Regions from separate parts of the Mus musculus genome. Here region 1 is linked to region 2. Evidence: chromatin contacts called from ENCODE POLR2A ChIA-PET data. All regions are on one chromosome and are shown on one strand. Each heading gives the region's core, a stretch centred on a gene start or an enhancer-like site at or near the end of the contact. The rest is flanking DNA. Distances are from core to core; before and after follow the strand shown.

What was found. ChIA-PET counts read pairs that join two places held with the same protein, here RNA polymerase II (POLR2A).
Region 1: POLR2A ChIA-PET joins it to region 2 with 22 read pairs in embryonic stem cell. The contact joins the promoter of Vcp here to the promoter of Dnajb5 in region 2. POLR2A ChIA-PET finds 5 or more read pairs at or near these places in 4 of 5 experiments (Patski and embryonic stem cell).

What each region holds. Positions count from the first base shown.
Region 1 is chr4:42,998,930-43,001,875 of GRCm38, forward strand. Vcp (valosin containing protein) reads right to left here and starts at 1,578. Exons shown (of 17, transcript NM_009503.4): 1 at 1,233-1,578. The coding sequence starts at 1,249.
Region 2 is chr4:42,948,244-42,951,367 of GRCm38, forward strand. It overlaps Dnajb5 (DnaJ heat shock protein family (Hsp40) member B5), which reads left to right and starts at 1,624. Exons shown (of 5, transcript NM_001355438.1): 1 at 1,624-1,761; 2 at 2,233-2,700. The coding sequence starts at 2,519.

The DNA of each region.
Region 1 (2,946 bases), core at 328-2,827, 51 kb after region 2:
ATAGCCTAGTAATGTGCTATTCTGCCTTTCTTTCAGGTTCTGGGATTATGTATGTACACAAAACCACCCATCCTAGCCTAGCTATTTAAAAAAAAAAAAAAGTCCTTTTAGCCAAACAACTGAGTGAATACTTCATCCCAAAGAAATGAAACCTACAACACTCAAAACACCTAATGGCCTCAAAACCTCTGGGTTTGTATATTTTCCTACACTTGCTAGTTTTTTGTTTGCTTTGTTTTTGTATGGGAAGCTCTAGTTTCTAACTAAATGGGCTGAGATGGCTAGGTTTTATTTTATGCTCTCTGAAAGATGAAGGTGGGGCTATAAGAGTCCAGAGACTCAACATAGATGCTTGGGGATAGAGATCTGTTTATTTTGAAGAGTTAAGCCAACTCTAACCTACAAGCTCTCAAAGCTAAGATACAAAGAATAAAAACAACTCGGATTCTAACTTCAGCGCCTAAAAATAAAAGAAAACCAACTCCTTTCTAGCCACCTCCGATCATAGCAAAAACAAAAATATATACACAAAGCAAAACACTAACGAAAAAAAAAGCCCCTAGTTAAAACTTCCGGGTGTTTACAACAGGTCTCCCACAGTGAAAAACTGCCATTTGAGAAGGGCATGACTTGCCCTCTCCCTAACAGCCCCTCACTACACGTAGTTCAGAAGATGCCAACTTCCCGCAGTGACACCGTCCCAGATCCACCGAGACCGGGCTGGATTCCTCAGATCTCCCTGGCCCGGCCTTCCCTAGAGTCTCAGGGCTCCTGAGGCCTTCACGTGGCCCCAAGTCCACGCCCACCGGGCCCAGTCGCGGCCTCGGGCTTGCAGTGTTTTCCCTTCTCAGGCTCAGGGTCTTCTGCGTGTGGTCGGCGACATGGCCGACCGGCGTGCCAGCGCCAAAGGTCTCCACGCAGGGAGTGTGGACCCCAAAGTCTAACTAGGCCGGGGCCGCCGCGCCGAGGGAGCTACTCAGGCGGTCGGGGCCTGCATGACACAGCACCATCTTGTCCAGGCTCCGACCCAGGCCCAGCGCGGACCCGACCTAGGGGGCGCGCGGGTGCACAGCCCGGCCTGAGGCCCTCCCTCGTCCCTGGCCTCTCCTTCCCTCTCTCTCCCTCCCGGCCTAGACTCTCCGACGCGGCCCGACCGGGCCTAGCCAGCACGGCGGGTCCCACGGTGCGCGCCCCCGCAGCCAGCGGGAGGGCGGGCGCGCGCAGACACTTACTCGGCTCCAGAGGCCATGGCGCGCGCCTCTCCCGGTCGGCGGCTGTGGCGGCCTGAGGGTAACGGCTATGAGAAAGGCAGGCGACCGACTAGGCCGGGGCTGGACTCGCTGAGGCGGAGGAGCAACAGCAGTGACAAACCCTCTGGCAGCCTCCCTCTCGCTTCCTCCCAGGGGCACCGGGGCGGCAGGCGGGCGGGCGGGAGACGCTAGCTCCTAATCCGCGAGGGGGGCAGCGACTAATCAAACGACGGCTGCAAACGCTTCACGGAGACTGAACCGAGAAAAGCCGAATCATCGGAAGGAAAGCTGCTCTAACCCCAACCAATCAGCGCCGGCCTTGGGACTCGTGCCCGCCTCTCCGTGCCTCTCCCCAGCAACCCGCAGACCGTAACCAATCAGAAAATTCGTTTGTGGCCTGGCCCCGCCTCAAGGCTGCAACACGCCTAGTAACGCCACGTCAATTGGCCGCAGCACTACGCTTCCTCGACGGATAGGGAGTCTTGACCAATCGACAAAGGCAATAGGCCATATCCTCTTTATCCCTCGGAGGAGGCCTCTCCTACTTGGCTTCAATTGATTGGCTCCTTAGTTTATAAGCAGCTGGAAGAACCTCGCACAAAGGCCTGAACCCTTATTAGTTTAGTTGGGTTGTAATAATAGCCCACATTGTTCATTTCTCGCCAATCCTAGGGATCCTCTTACTCCACCATACTAAAATCCTTCATGCTCCTTTAAAACACTGGCTCCAACCAAGGGCGTGGTTGATGGACTAGGTCTGTACTTTTAGTAGTTGGGAAGATGAGAGGCAGGAAGACTAATAGATGGAGATCAACCCAGGATACAAGACCATATCTTTAATTCTAGTCCCAAACAGTATTTCAATAAATTTTAAAAGCAATGTGGTAGTCCATGCTTTTAATGTCAGCACTTCGGAGGCAGGCAGCAACCTGTGACTTTTGAGTCAGCCTGATCTATTAAAAAAAAAAAAAAAAAAAAGAGTTCCAGCCAGCCCAGCCAGAGCTACATAGTGAGACCCCGTCTCAAAACTAATTAGATAAAATTTTTTAAAAGGTAAAATTAGCTGGGTATGGTGGTGTACATCCTAGATCCCAGTACTCCAGAGGCTAAAGGTAGATTGAAAGTTTGAAGCCAGATAATGCTGCATAACTAAACTCGAGTCAAACAAACAAACAAACAAACAAACCAAAAAACAAAAACCTAGCCCCACCTACCCCACCCCCTCTTCTTCTCTGGACCCCAGTTCTGAATCAGCACCCCAGCTCTTACTTCACCCTATTGCCCTTGCACTCTCTTGTAATCATGCAGGTTTTGCAGTTTCTCAGGCCTTGGGAGTACACACTCCTTACCATAGAGTATAAATATTATCTGGGGAGGGAGAGCACTGAGGTTCATGCAAGTCAAGGACAACTGCAGAACACTCAGAAATGCAGTCGTGCCCAAGAGCAAGAAAATCAACCAAGTGCTGTGACTTAAGGTCCTTGTGTCCCAAAAGACAATCCATTGACTTTCATTATAGTCAAAAGATGGTTGGTTGGCTCTGGTTGACTCAATTCACCCTTCACCTCCTACCCACACAGACTGACCTGAGAGATGTTTGTACAGATGGAGTTACTCTGAGAAACATCTCCCCAACCCCAACTCCATTTGTTTTAATATTTTTAAGACAGGGCCTCTCAGCCAGACGTGGTGGTGC
Region 2 (3,124 bases), core at 374-2,873:
CTGCGGGCTCCACACCCCCTTCCTTGCCCCTCTGCCCAACTCCTCTTTTCACCCTAGCTCCTTTTTCTATTTTAAACTCAAATTCCTTTGCACTTGGGAGTTCATGTGGAACAATGGGAAAAGAAGGGTTGTTAAGAATATGCAGAACTTGCCCCCCACCCCCAAAGACCCAGTCCCCTTTCCTGCCCTATTCTGGGGCCTAGGTACTCCAAGCCTCAGTTTACAGTTCCAACTGCTCTTCATGGCCTCATAGATATCTAAATCCGGTCCTGAGAACTGGCGAAGAATAAGGTGAGAGAATTTTCTCAAGCCTTTGTCACCAAATCTCCCAAGAACCCCCTCCCCCTCTTCACCCCCAGATTACCCCCATCCACCCCCCCCCCCCGCTCCCTCCAGCACAGATGGGCCTGGGAGACAGTAACGTGGGCGCCAAGCTCGGTGTCTGCTGGAGCGGCGGCTTCCGCTGGCGACCGCCTCCGCAGGCCCGCCTGCTCCGAGTATCGGGGACACTGGGGCTGAGATTTAATGATTTACTAGGGGGCTGGGGGGCCAGAGATGACAGTGCATGAGGGTGCTAAGAAAGAGGATCATGAAAAGCTGAGGTAAAAGATTAAAGGGGGAACTATGAGCTATGAGATTGCAGACTATGGAAGCAGGGAATTGAATTAAGAATTAAGACAAAAGGCGGGAGATGGAGGGGGAAGTAAAAAGATACAGAACAGGGCAGAAATTTGGTGTGAGGGAAGACCAGGTATCACAGGGGGTAAGAAAAAGGACGGGGGGGGGGGGCGGGCAGCGAGGAGAAGATGGAAGGTTAGTTTATAACGAGGTTGAACTGGACACTGTGGACTCCAAGTGGCTGAGAAGCCACTGCTCCTAAGCGAGCCGCTGTGAAAGGACTGAAGATGGAGGGCATCTGGACAGAGACTCAGGAAGGTGTTACCAGTTACTAGCGCAGAGGATAATCACAGGGGCACTTAGAATCTCAGCTCTATCCGGCTCTGTTTTGTGTTACAGTTAAACCATGGCAGGTCAATCCCAGGTCAAGACAAGGGAAAGCTAAACCAGGCCAGGTCAAGTTGGATCACAATCTGATAGAAGACGAGTAAGAAGGGATGAGCTTTGGATACTGATCCAGAGCCTTTGCCTCTCCTTCGACTCGAAAGAATGCCTGGTGTCACCAACAACTGATGAGTGCAGCTTTCCTAATAGGTTGTCTTTGAGGTTGCACTCGTTCCAGAAGGTTCTCCCTGGACTCAGGCGGTGGCTAGAATGTCTCACCTTCTCATACTGGAGACTGGACTAATATAGTTGCCCACACTGGCTTGGGTCGAAATCACAGGGACCAGCCAATAAAATCAAAGGGCGCCTGGAGTTGCCTCCCTATGTTCTTTTCACCAATAACACGACGAGATGGAGAAGAGGTGTGGTTGATTGATCCCAGAGGGCACCAATCACACCCACACCAATCACTGCCCGGAATGTGTGCGCGTGTGGCCGGGTGACAGGGGCGGAGAAGAGGTGGCTATCACCCGGACGCTCGTTGAGAGGTATCCAATCACAGAAGAGTCTGAGCTGAGTGACGGATAGACCGGGCAATGGGAAGCGCGGAGGCGGAGCCGTGGGGGCGGGCTCCCGGTCCCGCTGTCTGCGGCCGGCGGGCAGGCGACTCCTGTCCCGAGTGGAGGCGGCGGAGCCGGAGCCGGGGGAGGGGGCAGCGGCTGATAGAAGGACCGCGGCGGCGCCCGCAGCTCCTCACCGGTGAGGGCGCTGAGCGAGGACTCGGGGGTCCCGGGAGTGGGGCGTCGAGAAGAGAGGTCCTGGTATGGGGGGTTGGGACACCGTGGGCCCATAGTCTCCTCTGTCGTAGGGGTGAGGGGCCTGGGAGCTCGGGGTCTGCCAGGTGCTGGGTATCTGCGACAAGGGTCGGGTTGGGTCGGGTCGGATTGGGTTGCGCCGGGCGGAGGCGTTTCTGAGCAGGCCAGCCAGCCAGCTGGGGTGACATCACCGACCCCCCTCCCCCGCGCGAACCCCCTTCCTTCCTCTCCCTGCCGCGCCTTTTGTCCGGGCCAGGCTCGGCTCTGCCCCGCCCCTCCCCGCCCATCTGCGGGGGAGGAGACTCCCCGTCAGTGACTTCATTGAGTAGGTTCTTGGGGATTGGGCTTGGGTCCTCCCCAGAGAGGCGAGAGGAGCTCACTGACTCTCAGGCCCTCACTATCACACCTGTCACAGGTACACACGCTGCCACTCAACAACTACACACTGTCACTGCCAGCCTCACTGTCACACAGCCGAACAGGCGCTCACATCATTCAGCCAGACACTGCTGCACCTGAGAGCAGGTGGCCACTGGATCCTCTCTCTGCACTCTACACCTGGGGACCGGGTCCAGCTCCCTGGGCACGATACAGGCCTTGCTGGGTCACGGCCTCTGGGAATCTGAGGAGGTGGCTTCCAGAGCTACAGCGTCCCAAGCAGGCTCCGGTGGAGCGATCAGAGGTGAGGGGCTTGGCTGGGCATGTTTAAGCGCACAGTGCTGTCCTGCCCACCCCCAGCAGCACCCCCACTGCAGGCTCGAGGAGCTTTCCGGAGCTTCCCACACTTCTGGGGAGAAGACTTCTTAGCCAGCTTGATGTTTAAAATTCAGCTGGAGCCCTTAAAACTTCGAGCGTGGACGCTGAATGGGTTTGTAAAGTTTCGGTAAGTCCCTCCTGAGAAGGGCGCTCATACCCATGCCAAGTCAGATTCTCCACATCAGCCATTCCCTGCATTGCCTCCTTCCTTCCTCCCTGTCATCCTCATCTCCCCCCGGTATGTGCATGAGTCCCCTTGACCTCACCTGTACTTTTGAATGAATTGTACCCCATGTCATTCATCTCTCTCTCAAACTCATGTTTCCACGAATATCTCCAATATTTCAGCTCTTAGGTTCTCCCTCCCAACCCATCAGTAACGTGTGGTCCACTTCAGCCTTTTCCTTTTGTCATCTCTCATCCCTGTCCGTCAGACCCTGTCTCCTCCCTGTACTTGATGGTCCCTCTTGCTATCTGTCCTCATTTTTTCTTTCATCCCTAGCTCTACCTTGACATACTCATTCTTCATCAAAGGCAGAGCCATGCCTTGG